2 separate regions of the Homo sapiens genome follow, and region 1 is linked to region 2. Evidence: read pairs that join two places in POLR2A ChIA-PET (ENCODE). Cell type or tissue: HepG2. All regions are shown on one strand. Each heading gives the region's core, and the rest is flanking DNA. Links, peaks and the distances in the headings are about the cores only. Region 1 has its middle 75 kb from the start of HSPA9. Region 2 overlaps CTNNA1 (catenin alpha 1).

Region 1 (7,952 bases), core at 1,526-6,525, 110 kb before region 2:
AACCAGAGAAGGCTGTGGAGGGAGGACTCAGGCTCTGTTGGGCTGCTTGTCACAAAGGGAAGAAACCACTCCAGTGCTCCTGCCCCTGCCAGTCCTTCCTTGGGTCTGACCTCAACCTCTTCTGTTGCATCTGCAGGAGCTTTGTTTGGGTGGCCTATAGGGCTGGGCCTGAGAGGAGGGAGCTGTCACATACTGCTCTGTCCTTGGAGTTGACTGCCACTGTCACCAGAGCTAAATTCCTACTTGCTACCATGACCTGGCCCTGTAGCCCTAATTGGTTTTATGAAGTTCAATGCCTGTTTTTTATGAGACAGATAATTATGATGCGGGGAGGTCAGGTCCTCCTCTGCTGGACCTGGCGGGGTCTCCAGAATTGCTGATTCTCCAATCGGCTCCAGGCAGACTGATGGGATCAGGGTGAGCCGAGTGCAGCCAGGCTGTGGAAGGAGAGCGAGTCTCCACTTTCCAGTCTCTGACGGGATCAGGGAGGAAAACGTGCACCGCCTGCCCCGTGAAGAAGCCCATGCCTGTGAAGTGGGCACCTGTGATGCCGTCCCTCGTGGGTATGAGGGATAACAGGCAGTGGGGTGGGAGGGGCAGCTCTCTCAGGCTAGAGGAATCCAACATGGGGCTGCCTGCGGCTCCGCGAAGAAATCCTCAATCTTTGACACTACGGGCACCCCGTGAAGATGTTTTTTTCCTCCATCTCTCCTTCTAGTCTTCTTCCTTTCCTTTCTCCCACAGTCTCAGTTCGAAATATGGCCTATTTCTTCCCTATGTCTATGTCAGTTTCCGTAACTGGTATCTCTCCCTGCCCCCCAATCCGCCCCCACCCTCCCCAGGTGAGAGTTGACTTGCTGTGCCCTGGAGGGCAGTTCTAGGAGGGTGGAGATGGAGGGGAGGGCAGGGCAAGCTGTTCTGCTGACACTGGATGGCTCCCCTCCGATCCTCCTGGTCAGGAAGACCGCGGCAGGTAGAGGCTTCCATGCTTCGCTCCAGGCTGGGAGCAGCTGTCCACAATTGTGCCTCCCAGATGGGGTGAGAGGTTGGCCCCATCCCTAGAACAGGCCACACAGCTGTGTGCCCTGTGTGTTTGACCCACTCATGGCAGACACAGAACTGCACTTTCAGACTAAGCCAGTTGTTGGGTGTGGCTGTGGGACAGGATGACCTCAGGAAGACCCTTACACATTCCACAGATTACCAAGTTCCCAGCTTCCCTTGCTTTCTGACTCAGTGGCCAATTCCTCAGGAGTTGCCTTCTCTTTAGAGTAAGGCCAATCTTGCAGGAAAGAAGGGAGGAGTGAGACTGGGGCCCAGGTAAGAAGGGCCTGGGGTCCCTGACTGCAGAGGCCAGCTCCTCTCTATCCCTCCTCCATTTAATTAGCTAATGTCTGTAAAGGGCTGGGCAATGGAAAAGCCCTATACAAATGTTGAGCACAATTTCATTTCCAAGACTAGACAAGAATATATTTGCAGACTTGAGCAAAAGGTCACTGGGCCTGCCTGGGACAGAGGGAGGACTCCCTGCAGGCCCCAGAGGGAGGATGACCCTGAAAGACTGGGGCAGGAGAAGGAGAGGCCACAGTGGGGGCCGGCATGCCTGCCTCCTTGGTCTTTAAGCTGGGTCTCTTGGTACCATGCCTGCCTTGCACTGTCCCCGTTCCTTGTGAATCCCAGGGTCCTAGAAGCTTACCCCTCTCTGCAGGGACCACCCTCAGAGACTTTCCACCAGAAGATTATGCTAATATCCACAACAGCTGATGTTTATTGAGTATTCACTGCATGCCAGGCTGTGCTAGAGGCCAGAGTGCTCCGGCTTGGGGAGACGTGGCTGCCTCTCTGCAGCAGGTGAAGGAGCTTTTCCAGTGAGGGAGCCCCTGCATGCTGCAGACTCTGCCTGAAATCTCTCCGAAACCTTTGGGAGATTGGTATCACTTATCTTCTCTGACCAATGAGAACAGTTCCTGGTTTTGTGATCTCCCAAGTCCCTGGTGTGGATGTTCTGTGAGCTTCTGAATTCTCCTCTCCTTTCCCCACTGACAACTCACCTGGCCCTACACTCATTATGAAAGAATATTGAGGCCAATTAGCCTTGACAAGCTTCATGCCCAAGGGGCAGCTTTCAAGTTTCTGGTCCTCTAAGACCTGCTCAGGCCACCTATGTGTCTCTGCCCACTCAGAATTCTAGGAGCAGCTCCCCTCTCCATCTCTGGGCAGGACCTGGCTTTGAGTAAGGGCTAGAGTGAAGGAGACTGGGAGAGGGGAATAGCCAGCTTTAGCCTCACAGCCCCGTAGTCAAGGGGAGTCCTCTGGGAGGGCGAGAAGAATAGCAAAGCAGGGAATGGAAGGTTCAGGAAGAGGCAGGCGGGACAGGGAAGGGAAATGGAGAATGTGTTTCCAACATCCCCTGGGTTTCCTCTGTCCCTGTCTCCTTCCCCCACTGAAAGAGGAATGGAGCTGGCTGGCCTTTCTGGGAGGCATAGTCCTCTAGCCTCCCAACCCTACCAGCCTCCTCTCTGTCCCCAACTGCTCCTTCTCTGGCTTCTCTCCAGAGCCCAGGGCCTCCCTGTGTCATCAGTTCATTATCATTCTGATAAAAGTCATTAGTCCTTGAAAAAGCATGATTCCCCAGCTGAGGCCAGCCCCCGCTAACCTGGGGAGGAATACAGATGGATGGAGATGTGGGGGTGGGGACAGACAGAGGCACAAACACAATGACACTTGTTTCCAGGAGGTGTGTAAATGGACACAAACCCACTGGTGCACACGGCCACACACCTTTACACACAGGCCCAGGGATGTCTCACATGGTCACCAGAGAGCCCACAGGGCTACATCACTGGAGGCACACTCAGCTGCTTCCAGTCCCAGAGAATCACTCGACACTGAGACCCAGCACCCAGCAGCCTCAGCCTCCTGGAAACACAGAAGCTGGGCTCCGCAGACTCTGGGGGCGGGGGCAGGGAGTGGAATATGGAGGCCAAGGTTAGAGATCTCCGAGTTCCATTAGCCACAAGAAGCGTGTCCGGAATCTAAAAGTGCAGGGACAAGGGCGCTGCAGAGCCGGTTCCTGACAGTGTGTCCCCATTTCCCACCCCTTCCACCACTGGGAAGCTCCTCCCTGTCAGCAAAGCCATTTAGGGATTAGAGCAGCTCCCTCAGTAAAAGCTGCTTATTCAAAAGGTGCTTTCAGTTCATTTGCATTCACTTCATGGATATTATAATGCGTGGAGGAGCTTCCTCCTCAGTCCCTCTTTGCTGTCCCCAGATTGAGTCCCTGGCCCATGCAAGGTATCAGTTTGGGCTGGGCCAAGCTTTCCAGTGACCTGGGGATCTTGTCAGGGAGTGGGAGGTGATAAACACTGACCATTAACCCCTGGTCCTCAGAAGGCAGCTCCGGGGACAGCTAGGAGGGGTCACAACTGGAGTTTTCCCAAGGGAGAGGAAGGAGGCCAAGGTCTGGAGAGGCCTCTCAATTCCCCCGGGGTCATAAGCCTGGTCTCCTAGGGAAGGAGGAATCTGCCCAGCTGCTGTCTGCAGATGGGGCTGCCACAGGGGAGCAGGCAGAGTCAGCCTCAGCTTTGAAGACCTTCTCTTTGGCAGCCACCCCACCCCGGCTCCATGCATTCAGTTCATTCAAAGAGTATTTAACTAACACCATGATGTGTGAAGCTTGATGCTAAGTAACTGGAATACAGTGTTGACCAGGCAATGTGGCCCCTGCCTTCACAGAGCTTCCACTCCAGGAGTGAAAACCCACAAAAAATGAAGACACAAGACAATATGGAATAATATGAATTATACCTAGTACCATAACAAACAGGGCGCTAAGATAGAAAGTAATAGGTCAGGGCCGGGGGACCGTCTTCAGATGGGGTGATCAGTAAATGGTGGACACATAACACACCTGCAGTTGAGGCTTCAGGGAGCCAGCTTCGCACGACTGCACTCCAGCCGGGGCAACTCTGTCTCCTAAAAAAGAAAAAAAAAAAAAGGAAGAAAGAAAAATTTCTTTCTTTCTGTGTGTGTGTGTGTGTGTGTGTGGTTTTTTTTTTTTTTTTTGAGACAGAGTTTTGATCTGTCACTCAGGCTGGAATGCAGTGGCACAATCTCGGCTCACTGCAACCTCCTCCTCTGGGTTTTAGGAGATTCTCCTGCCTCAGCCTCCCAAGTAGCTGGGATTACAGGCATATGGCACCATGCCTCGATAATTTTTGTATTTTTAGTAGAGACAGGGTTTCACCAGGTGATCCGCCTGCCTCGGTCTCCCAAAGTGCTGGGATTACAGGCATGAGCCACAATGCCTGGCCAAGAATTTCTTTCTTGATTTGTCCTTTTATCACCTCAAAGGTGCATCATGGGATTTCCCATCCCAGCTCAGGGGAAAGGCATGGCTGTGCCTCTTCATCCCCAGATCAGCCTATGGCGAGGCTGCCGTCTTTTGGACACTCCAGTGAACGTGCCCACCTGCCTGCTCTGGCACATCTGACAAGGCTGGAAAGAAGTTGCCATTTTCGGGGAGGGGTCAGTTTCAATGCCTTCCCACCAATTGGTCCGGAGCATGTCCACAGTTCTGTACACTGGGGAGCATCCAGTTCAGGCTTGGCTGAGTCAGGCAGATCCAGAGCTGCCCACCCCTCTCCCCAGGCCAGGGCTCCAGAGACCCTAGAGCCATTTCCAGCTTCCCTGCTGCTCCTCTCACCATCAATCAGGGGCTGGGATGTCAGAATCAGGACTGGGGGAAGCCACTCACATCCTGAACCACCCCCCAGGGACATAGGAATATGAGGCGAGGATCCTGAGCTCGAACATTTACAGGTAGCATTCAGGATTGAAAACTGATTTATAGTCTGAAGGCAGGCAGGAGGGAGCGGGAGGAAGGTGGGAGCTCTGTGTACAGTGCAGCCTTGTGGGGCGGCGGTAATTATATATTACGTTGAACTGTCCTTGCAGCACGGTGAAGGGCAGTGGGAATGAGACTCTAAATCACGCTTCCGTGATGCTCCCCATAGCTCACCTCCCTGTATGTGGCCCCAGAGGCCAGGGCTGACACTTCTCCCTTCTCCCCAGCCCCAGCACCACCGCCTGCCCCCACCCCCACACACACAGAGCCCAGTGGCAGGGCCAGCCTGACTGACTGGGGGAGAGCAGGAAGATGGGATGTGAGCAACTCTGGCAGCTTCCAGGGGCTGCTCATCCTGCAGGCCTCATTGTTTATTGCCCCCGCAGCCGCCAGCACTTCCCACTCTCTACCCCGCTTCTTCCACTGGGGCCTGTATGTGCGCTGTGTTGTTTGAAAAAGACATCCCTGTCCTTCCTTCATTCATTCTCCCCTGTAGCATCTCTCTTCTTTACACCACAGCCACACAGCCACCACCTTGGTTCGAGTGGGGCCTCATCACTTCTCACCTGGATTTCTGCCACCATCTCCTAACCAGTCTCCCTCTAGCGTGCCCCTACTCTTAGTCCATCATCCTTTACCTCGTTGCCATGGTAATCTCCCTAAACACACCTCTGACCATAATCTTGATCTCATTTGTCTGGGAAGTGGGGATTGTCCCTGCTGATACAATAGCTTTGTGCTCGTGAGCTATTATTATTATTATTATTATTATTATATATTTTTGAGACAGAGTCTCGCTCTGTAGCCCAGGCTGGAGTGCAGTGGCACGATCTCAGCTCACTGCAACCTCTGCCTTCTGGGTTCAAGCAATTCTTCTGCCTCAGCCTCCTGAGGCGCTGGGACTACAGACGTGCGCCACAACACCCGGCTAATTGTTGTATTTTTAGTAGAGACGGGGTTTAGCTATGTTGGTCAGGCTGGTCTCAAACACCTGTCCTCAAGTGATCCACCTGTCTCAGCCTCCCAAAGTGCTGGGATTACAGGCGTGAGCCATCATGCTTGACTGTAAGCTATTATTACTGTAATTAGACATCTCTGAGCCTCAGTTTACTTGCCTGTAAGTAAGGAGTGGGGAGAGGTGGTCAGATGTTGGTTCCTGAAAGGAACCAACACGTTCCAGCTTCTTTAAGAAGTCTACCCGGGCTCTTGGCGGGCTGGTGCCTGCTGGCTCACCTCCCGCCCTGTGCTTTCAGTCCAGGAGGAACCCTGGTACTCATCTGTCCTGAGGGGCCATTTCCATGACTAGACCCTGATCCTTACGGTCAGTCACCTGGACTTCCCACCAATCTCCTGCCCCTCCATCTAGGCTTTGAGTTCCTGGTTCAGAGGGACATATTAGTGCTTAGTGGTGATGAGAAACGGGTCAGACAGGTCAGGGCTTGAAGTCTAGCCCATGACGGTGCACAAGGTTTTGGAGTGGCGTACTGATTGAGAGCGAGGACTCAGCCGCCAGACTGCTTGCTTGAGTTCGGATCTTGGCTGGGCTACTCTTTAGTTTGGCTAACCTCTCTGTGCAGTTTCCCTGTTTCTAAAATGAGGATAATAATTGTACCCACCTCATAGAATTGTTGTACAGATTAAATGAGTGAACATATGTGATTGTTCTTGCTGATACAATAGCTTTGTGCTTTTGAGCTATTATTATTGTAATTAGACTTCTCTGAGCCTCAGTTTACTTGTCTGTAACACATCTCCATAATACCTTTCCTTCCTGCTTCAGGGTTATTGTGAAGATCAAATGACACATTCCCTTTGGAAACTCTTAAAGGCTTTACAAAGGTAAGATTATTATTATTTATTATCAGATACTTGTTCCTTGGGGTTCTCCGCCACATTCCCTTTAGAAACAAAGCAGTTTCCTTCACCCTTCTCTTGCCCCAGTCTCAAGGCAGAAAACCGTGGTGTCTTGGAAACAGGAGCAGCCATGGGGTCTCCCTCCACCTAGGAAAAGGGGCGCATAAAGCTGTGCACACAGACACATCTCTGACAGAGATTATTTCAAAGGAGGCTGCTAATTAAACCAAGAACAGAGAGCTTGTCAACATTTTACACAATTATCCCCTTCACTGCAGAGGTGAACCCAGGTTTTGTGGAGCCCAAAGCTTATACAATTTGGGGGGCCCTCTTTAAGAAAAAAAATACAAGATGATGAATATGAAATTAAGTGCAGGGTTTCGAAGGGGCCTGTGCAAATGAGGAGCACTGCCACCCAAGCTTCATTAGCTTCACAGAAAATCCACCTCTGCCACCAGGCCAGGTATGCATTTGACAAGGACTTGTTGGTTAGTTGCTTATGGCCAAAACAAACCGTTTTTTACCAACCACAGGCAGGCCAGGATCTCTAGAGGGCAGGAGCGCACAGCCTGCACCCAGACTCCAGAAGTCACCCTGTTACCAGGCTGTGGCTCCTCCACTGCCTTCACCTCAGTCTAATTGTTCCTTTTTCAAGACCCACCACCTATTTATTTTTGCTTTCAACACATTTGCATGTGATTTACATAGCATTAATATTCAGTCTCATGTTGGGAACTCTTCCTCTGCCCCGGCTTAAGCTAGATTCCTGGGACTTGGTTACCAAGTGAGATGCAACTTTCTCTCTTCTCAAAATGTAGAGGGAAAGAAATATACATCTAATTTGGGGGAGGGTGGGAGAAGGGACAGTGATGACATTTGTCTTGAAGTCAGTTTCTAGTCTCTGGCCCTCCTAGTCTATGTCTTCCTCCATATATCCCCACTGTCCCTACCCACAACCCACAACCCAATTCCACCCCAGTTTTCCTCTGATTATGAAATTGGAAGCTCACCTTCTCAAGGACACACATTCCTACCCAAATTCTGGGCTTACTGGGGCTCAAGGGTGCAGCCTCTGAAGTGAAGAGGCACATGGCATCGAGGTGCCAGCAGACAAGAGCACACAGGGATTCTTCCTCAGGTCCCCCTCTGGGAGAATCAGCCCCTTCCAGTCCCCCTGCACTGTTTGGAGGCCCAGTTTATGTGATCCCCCGACTGACGGAAACAGATGGCAGGTGGGAGTATGTGTGAGTGT
Region 2 (7,952 bases), core at 1,801-6,800:
TGCTTCCTCAGTGATTCCCTTCTACTCTCCCAACATAACCTTTCATGATGAGCTTTTAGTCATATCTTAAGACTCAGCACTTTCGTTTCTGGTAGCAAATTTTTTAGCACTGGGTGGTGCATTACATTATGCTGTACGTTATTATTGATGTACCTGTTTGCCTTTACTGCTAGGAAGGGAGCCTTGTAAGCTCCTTGAAGGCAGGAACTGAGAGTCTTAGTTCTTGTCTTGGTGCTTAGTACCTGGCATGGAGGGCAAATTAGATGCTTGTTGAGTGAAGGAGGAAAAAGTCTTTTCTGCCTGGAGTCTAGCTTGTGGATGGAATGATAACAGATGAGGCAACAGTCAGATTATGGAGGGCCTCCAATAACAAATTTGGGCAAACTGAGAACCATCTACAGCCCATTCTTCTTCCTTGCCACCCAGATCTAATCACTGATGAAATCCTCTCCATGCAGTCCTCAGCTTATGTGTAATATATTCTTTTTTTCTCCTATTTCTTTTTTTTTTGAGATGGAGTTTTGCTCTTGTTGCCCAGGCTGGAGTGCAATGGCGTGATGTCGGCTCACTGCAACCTCTGTCTCCTGGGTTCAAGTGATTCTTCTGCCTCAGCCTCCCAAGTAGCTGGGATTACAGGCATGTGCCACCACACCTGGCTAATCTGGTATTTTAATTTTATTTATTTTATTTATTTTTATTTTTTTTTGAGATGGAGTCTTGCTCTGTCACCCAGGCTGGAGTGCAGTGGTGCGATCTTGGCTCCCTGCAACCTCCGCCTCCCGGGTTCATGCCGTTCTCCTGCCTCAGCCTCCCTAGTAGCTGGGACTGCAGGCGCCTGCCACCACACCCGGCTAACTTTTTTTGTTTGTTTGTTGTTGTTGTTGAGACGGAGTCTCGCTCTGTCACCAGGCTGGAGTGCAGTGGCACGATCTTGGCTCACTGCAACCTCTGCCTCCCGTGTTCAAGTGATTCTCCTGCCTCAGCCTCGCAAATAGCTGGACTACAGGCACATGCCACCACGCCCAGCTAATTTTTGTATTTTTAGTAGAGATGGCATTTCACCATGTTGGCCAGGATAGTCTTGATCTCTTGACCTCGTGATCTGCCCACCTCGGCCTCCCAAGGTGCTGGGATTACAGGTGTGAGCCACCACACCCGGCTGATATTTTTATTTTTAAAATACATTATTTTCTTGATTTTTCCCATACCTTCCTTTAGTTTTTTGAACATCTGTAAGACAGTTGTTTTAATGTCTTTGTCTAGTAGGTCTTCCATCTGGTCTTTCTCTGGGACAGTTTTTGTTTTTTTTTTGAGATGGAGTTTTGCTCTCGTTGCCCGGACTGGAGTGCAATGGCGTGATCTTGGCTCACTGCACTGCCTCCTGGCTTTAAGCGATTCTCCTGCCTCAGCCTCTTGAGTAGCTGGGATTACAGGCATGCGCCACCACACCTGGCTAATTTTGTATTTTAAGTAGAGACAGGGATTCTCCATGTTGGTCAGGCTGGTCTTGAACTCCTGACCTCAGGTGATCAGCCAGCCTTGGCTTCCCAAAGTACTGGGATTACAGGCATGAGCCACCGTGCCCAGCAACTGGGACAGTTTTTATTGGTTAATTTTTTTTTTCTTTTAATGGGTCATACTTTCCTGTATCTTTGTATGACCTGGGACTTTTTAATTTTTTTTTGAAAACTGGACATTTGAATCTAATGATGTGCTAACTCTGAAAATTGGACTCTTCTCATTCCCAGGGTTTGCTGGATTTTTTTGTTTATTTGTTACAGTTTGTTTTTATGCTGAGGATCAGCCTGAGATACAAACTTAAGGACTTCTCAGGTCTTTTTTGAGCCTGCACCTTTCCCTGGGCGCATGCACCATGGTAACTTTTTTCCTTATCTCCCCCGCACCCTCATGATTGCTTTTGAATATCCTAGTCTTTAAAGTCTAGCTCCTAAAGAGGAAAAAGAGAAAAATGAAGGAAGTAGGGAGGTGGGGGCCCTTGGCCCATTAAATTTCCTGGAAGTCTACTTCAGCTGGAGGGGGAGGACTTGCAGTCATGGAGGGGGTGCAATAATGGCTATCCTTCTCAGTGTCTGCCTATCCCTGATTATAAGCAGCAATCAGCAATTAGAATACGGATCCCTAATATTTGGAGGACAGGGTCCTTATTACCCATCCTGGTTCCCAAAAGCTGCTTGCAAGCTGTTTCAGGAATGCATTGTAGGTTGTCTGCCCGTGGCTGGGGGCTAGGGAATGGGGTAGCTGCTGCTCAGCTAAGGGCTGAAATTGACTGAAATTAACCCAATTTACTGTCCCAGTCTTTCCTTGGAAGTTGCAAGCTTTCTTCAACAGTCCCCAGAATTACATCTGACTAATTATGCCAGTGTAATTGTCTAGGTGGGGAGACTGATCTTGGTGCTTCCTACTCTGCTGTTTTAGAATCTGGAATCCTCTCCCAGAATTTCTTTCCTTTTTTTTTTTTTTTTTTTTTTTTTTTTTATGAGATGGAGTTTCACTCTTGTCGCCCAGGCTGGAGTGCAATGGCGCGATCTTGGCTCACCACAACCTCCGCCTCCCGGGTTCAAGCGATTCTCCTGCCTCAGCCTCCTGAGTAGCTGGGATACAGGCATGCGCCACCATGCCTGGCTAATTTTGTTATTTTTAGTAGAGACGGGGTTTCTCCATGTTGGTCAGGCTGGTCTTGAACTCCTGACCTCAGGTGATCCACCCGCCTCGGCCTACCAAAGTGCTGGGATTGCAGGAGTGAGCCACCGTGCTCAGCCGGATTTCTTTCCTTTTAAAGGCTGAATAATGTTCCATTTATTGTATGTATATGCCATATTTTGTTTATCCATTCATACTTTTTTTTTTGGAGGGGACAGAGTCTCTGTTGTCCAGGCTGGAGTGCAGTGGTGCGATCTTGGCTCACCACAACCTCTGCCTCCCAAGCTCAAAACGATTCTCCTGCCTCAGCCTCCTGAGTAGCTGGGATTACAGGTGTGCGCCACTACCACCCGGCTAATTTCTTTATTTTTAGTAGAAACGGGGTTTCACCATATTGGCCAGGCTGGTCTCTAACTCCTGACCTCAAATGATTCACCTGCCTCAGCCTCGAAAACTGCTGGGATTACAGGCGTGAGCCACCACGTCTGACCTATCCATTCATATGTTGATGGACGTTTGGATTATTTCCAAGGTATGCTACTTTTTTATAGCTCTTAAAATTTTTCCAAATTCCTCTCCAGAAATGTACTTTATCATCACCTGTGGTACATCAGGGTATTTTCCACTTTAGACATTCTTGATCTATTGTCTGAGTACTTGAAGTGGTGTGACTGTAGGCTGACTGTTGAATGAAGCTGAAAGGGGGGTTTTAATAGCAGGTCACAAACTTGGATAGAAGAGGAGATGTCTCTCGGGCTGGTTGGATATATAATAAGTTCTGGAAGGCCACATGCTGGTGATGATGTCATCCAGAAAGGGTTTGGTACTGAATTTCTGTTCAGGAACGTTCCTTGTCAGGGATGTTAGGGATCTGCCTTGTCAACTGTAGTCCTTCGTCAGCCTCTTCAGAAGTTGATGCCCACTTAGCTCTTGAAGCAGGTGTTCTAAGTAAATAATATTTTGTACTCTTATATTCTGTGGATTAGTTGTAGGTACATGCTGTTGTGAAAATAAATTCATTTGACTTCTCTGTATCTTGATTGTGGAGGTGATCACACAACTGTTATTTATTTTTTTTGAGACAGAGTCTCACCCTGTCGCCCAGTCTGGAGTGCAGTGGCATGATCTCGGCTCACTGCAACCTCCACTTCCTGAGTTCAAATGATTCTCCTGCCTCAGCTTCCTGAGTAGCTGGGATTTGCAAGCATGTGTCACCACGACCTGTTTAATTTTTGTACTTTTAGTAGAGACGGGGTTTCACCATTTTGGCCAGGCTGGTTTTGAACTCCTGACCTCAAATGATCCGTCCGCCTCCTAAAGTGCTGGGATTGCGGGCTTTAGCCACTCACCTGGCCCACACAGCTGTTTTTAGATTGGTATACGAGAGAGTGAATTTTATTGTGCATAAAAGGTGGAAAAATGAACAGGTAAAAAAATTTACTCAAAAAAATTTTGGGGGTGAGTTTGGCCTTCTATATGGAGATAATAAATAAGTAGTGAAAAACATGAACCCAATTATTCTTTCTACCTTCTCTGCCCAAATCATTTTTTTCTCAAGTGACCAAAACCACACACTTTGAGGTCTTTTTGTTGTTGTTGATACAGGGTCTCACTCAGTCATCCAGGCTGGAGTGCAGTGGTGCAATCACACCTCACTGCAGCCTTGACCTCCCGGGTTGAAAGTGATCCCCTCACCGCAGCCTCCTATGGAGCTGGGACTACAGGCGCCTGCCACAATGCCTGGCTAATTTTTGTGTTTTCTGTAGAGACAGAGTTTCACCGTGTTTCCCAGGCTGGTCTCAAACTCCTGAGCTCAAGTGATCCACCTGCCTTGGCCTCCCAAAGAGCTGAGATTACAGGCGTGACCCACTGCGCCTGGCCCACTTTGAAGTCCTAAAGAAATTTAGGTTATTATTCTATGCATGTTGGAGGATTTAAGTCTTATTAGCAGCTTCTGTTTTCTGTAAGGAAAAAGTTAAAACACATCTGGAAGAGTCTCATAGAGCAGCACTTTCTGAAACTTGCCTGGGTACCAGTATGCCTGCTTCCAGACCTTGAAGATATTACATGTACTGCTTGGTGATCTGCCCTGTCCCCCACATGTTGTGGGCCTGGATTGAATGGACTGAACAGTGTGGGGAATTAGTCCAGCGTGACTTGCCTTGTCTCATGCTGTTTGCTCACTTGTGAGAGCACTATACTGAATTATCCATTATTGAAAGTTCCAAGTGTGCAAAGAACCACACTTCAAAAATAAAATGTCAACATTGCCCTTTCTCTGTTAGAGCCTTAAATGTTCATTATTTTCTTTAGTTTTTTTTTATAACTATCAAACTTATTTTTCTCCATGTGGAAGTATGCCACAACTCCATTTCTAATGGAGCTTGAAATTAGCATGTATTTCCACTTACTTGTTGATGGGCTGTCATCGATCAACCCCTCTTTTTGATTGGGATTTAATTTGTGGTTTTTTTTTTTTACCAGCTGTAAGTTTGGAGTAATGCATGTAATGTAAATACAGTTCACAGGGCAACTTCGGATGTTCTAAATACTTGTAACATTTGCTCATTTTGAACAATATTGTATGAGTAGTGTGAAGTGATTTTTAAAATGTCTGTCATTTTTTTCATGTTCCCATTTTATTAAAAGGAGGGATGGAACTATATTGTGGAAGCTAATGTAATTTTTGTCTCTAAGAGGTTTTTTTTTCTTTTTAGACTAAAAGGGCTTAACAGAAGAAAAATTTATCTTTCTTAATTGCTAATTTAAAGGCTAATTTTTTCCCTAGATTGCTTAGTTTTGACTATTTGATTCCATCATATCAAGCTGTGAATTTCCTTCATTTTCTTGTTTTGAGGTTTCATTATTAAATATTGTCAAAAATAAGTGGCTCATCAACTCTCTTGAAAGTGTCTTATTGCTATGTTTTTTTTTGTCAGTATTTGACATTCTGAATTGAAGATGTGAGTTGGAAACCTGGTTAATTACCAAGTTACATAATCCTGTATTTATTAACTAGGTTAGACTACATACAGACTGTTCTTGAAAATGAAAGTGCTGTTATAACTCAGAAAACACATTCACTATGGCCCATTTCAAGTTAATTGAAGGATTGAGCCTTTGATAGTGCATTTGCCCTGTGCGGCTCTGTTACATGCATTCTTTCTAGGCAAAGATGCATTGTTACCATTCTCTCATGGTATGTTGAATATTTCATTAGATTCAATATTTCAATATTAATCCAAGCTTTTTTTTTGAGACAGGGTCAAGCCATCCTCCCACCTCAGCCTTCTGAATAGCTGGGACCATAGGTGTGTACTACGACACCCAGCTAATTTTTTACATTTTTAGTAGAGACAGGTCTCACCATATTGCTTAGGCTGATCTTTGAACTCCTGAACTCAAGCGATCTGCCCACCTTGGCCTCCAAAGTGCTAGGATTACAGGCATGTGCCACTGTGCCTGGCCTGAGTTTACAATCCAAATTCTAAATCATGGTTTGTGAAATATGATGGTGCAGTGAATAAGCTAGAGGCTAAAAGGGAGAAGCATGTTACTATTACTGATGAAACAGTGTTTGTGGGTTTTATATTCCTGGGGATCTCTAAATTGGCAAAAGGTTTCATGAGGGATTCATTTGTTGTCATTCTCTTGCGTCTGTGGACCTGGGTTATCATATTTTTAGAAAAGCTTTGGACTGACTTTTAAGTGTGTCTTTAGAAACCTGCCATTTAGGCTGGGTGCGGTGGCTCACGCCTTTAATCCCAGCACTTTGGGAGGCGGGCAGATCACCTGAGGTCAGGAGTTCAAGACTAGCCTGACTAACATGGAGAAACACCGTCTCTACTAAAAATACAAAAAATTGCAGGGCGCGGTGTCTCACACTTGTAATCCCAGCTACTCCTGAGTCTGAGGCAGGAGAATTGCTTGAACCCGGGAGGTGGAGGTTGCAGTGAGCTGAGATTGTGCCATTGCACTCCAGCGTGGGTGACAGAGCGAGAATCTGTCTCAAAAAAACAAAAAACAAAAAACAAAAAAATAATTAGCCGGGCATGGTGGCACATGCCTGTAATCCCAGTTACTCGGGAGGCTGAGGCAGAAGAATCCCTTGAACCTGGAAGGCGGAGGTTGCAGTGAGCTGAGATCGTGCCATTGCACTCCAGCCTGGGCAACAAGAGTGAAACTCTGTCTCAACAAAAAAAAGAAACCTTCCATTTTGCAGAGAGGTAACTAAGTGAAATGTGAGTTTGATCCCTTGGGAGGGAAAAAAAAGTGGAAATGGAAGATGGCAACTTTTTTCTTTTTTTTTAATTTGAGACGGAGTTTTGCTTTTGTTGCCCAGGCTGGAGTGCAGTGGCATGATCTCAGTTGACCGCAACCTCTGCCTCCTGGGTTGAAGCGATTCTCCTGCCTTAGCCTCCCGAGTAGCTGGGATTACAGGCATGCACCACCACGCCTGGCTGATTTTGTATTTTTATTAGAGACGGGGTTTCTCCATGTTGGTCAGGCTGGTCTCGAACTCCTGACCTCAGGTGATCCGCCCACCTCAGCCTCCCAAAGTGCTGGGATTATAGGTGTGTGCCACTGTACCTGGCCAGATGACATTTATTTCGGGTCTTTAAGACCAGTGAAAGATGTGATGTTTTCTAGTTGCTTTGAGTTAGTCTAAAGCAGTAATTTGCTGTATCTCTCTCTTTTTTTTTTTTTTTTTTTTTTGAGATCTCGCCCTGTCGCCCATGCTGGAGTGGGAGTGCAGTGATGCGATCTCTCTTCACTGCAGCCTCTGGCTCCAGGATTCTAGCGATTCTTCTGCCTCAGCCTTCCGAGTATCTGGGATTACAGGTGCCTGCCACCATGCCCAGCTTGTTTTCTTTTTGTTTTTTTGAGACGGAGTCTTGCTCTGTCCCCCAGATTGGAGTGCAATGGCATGATCTCGGCTCACTGCAACCTCCGCCTCCCAGGTTCAAGTGATTCTCCTGCCTCAGCCTCCCAAATAGCTGGGATTACAGGCACCCACCACCACGCCCAGCTAATTTTCATATTTTTAGTAGAGATGGGGTTTCACCAGGTTGGCCAGGCTGGTCTCAAACTCCTGACCTCAGGTGATCCGCCCGCCTCGGCCTCCCAGAGTGCTAGGATTACAGGCGTGAGCCACCGCGCCCGGCCCCAGCTAATTTTCTTATTTTTAGTAGAGACGAGGTTTCACCATGTTGGCCAGGCTGGTCTTGAACTCCTGACCTCAAGTGATCCACCAGCCTCTTCCTCCCAATGTGCTGGGATTATAGGTGAGA

What was found. ChIA-PET counts read pairs that join two places held together with the same protein. Peaks named below come from ENCODE experiments on the same cell type or tissue, not always from the same donor. Only the 100,000 strongest peaks of a DNase experiment are listed, where the experiment ranks them.
Region 1: POLR2A ChIA-PET joins it to region 2 with 8 read pairs; 9 of 35 experiments call an interaction of 5 or more read pairs at or near these places.

Annotation. Positions count from the first base shown.
Region 1 is chr5:138,646,438-138,654,389 of GRCh38, forward strand. No RefSeq gene overlaps it. Among named protein-coding and RNA genes, the nearest start is that of HSPA9, 75 kb to the left of the region's middle. RefSeq lists an enhancer at 4,055-4,853. In HepG2, for the core only: no CTCF peak of the experiment used is centred there; no DNase peak of the experiment used is centred there; H3K27me3 peaks cover 2,101 bases.
Region 2 is chr5:138,757,514-138,765,465 of GRCh38, forward strand. The region is part of intron 1 of CTNNA1 (catenin alpha 1); the gene reads left to right. Among named protein-coding and RNA genes, the nearest start is that of CTNNA1-AS1, 7.6 kb to the left of the region's middle. In HepG2, for the core only: no CTCF peak of the experiment used is centred there; DNase peaks (open chromatin) are centred at 3,868 and 4,348; H3K4me3 peaks cover 720 bases.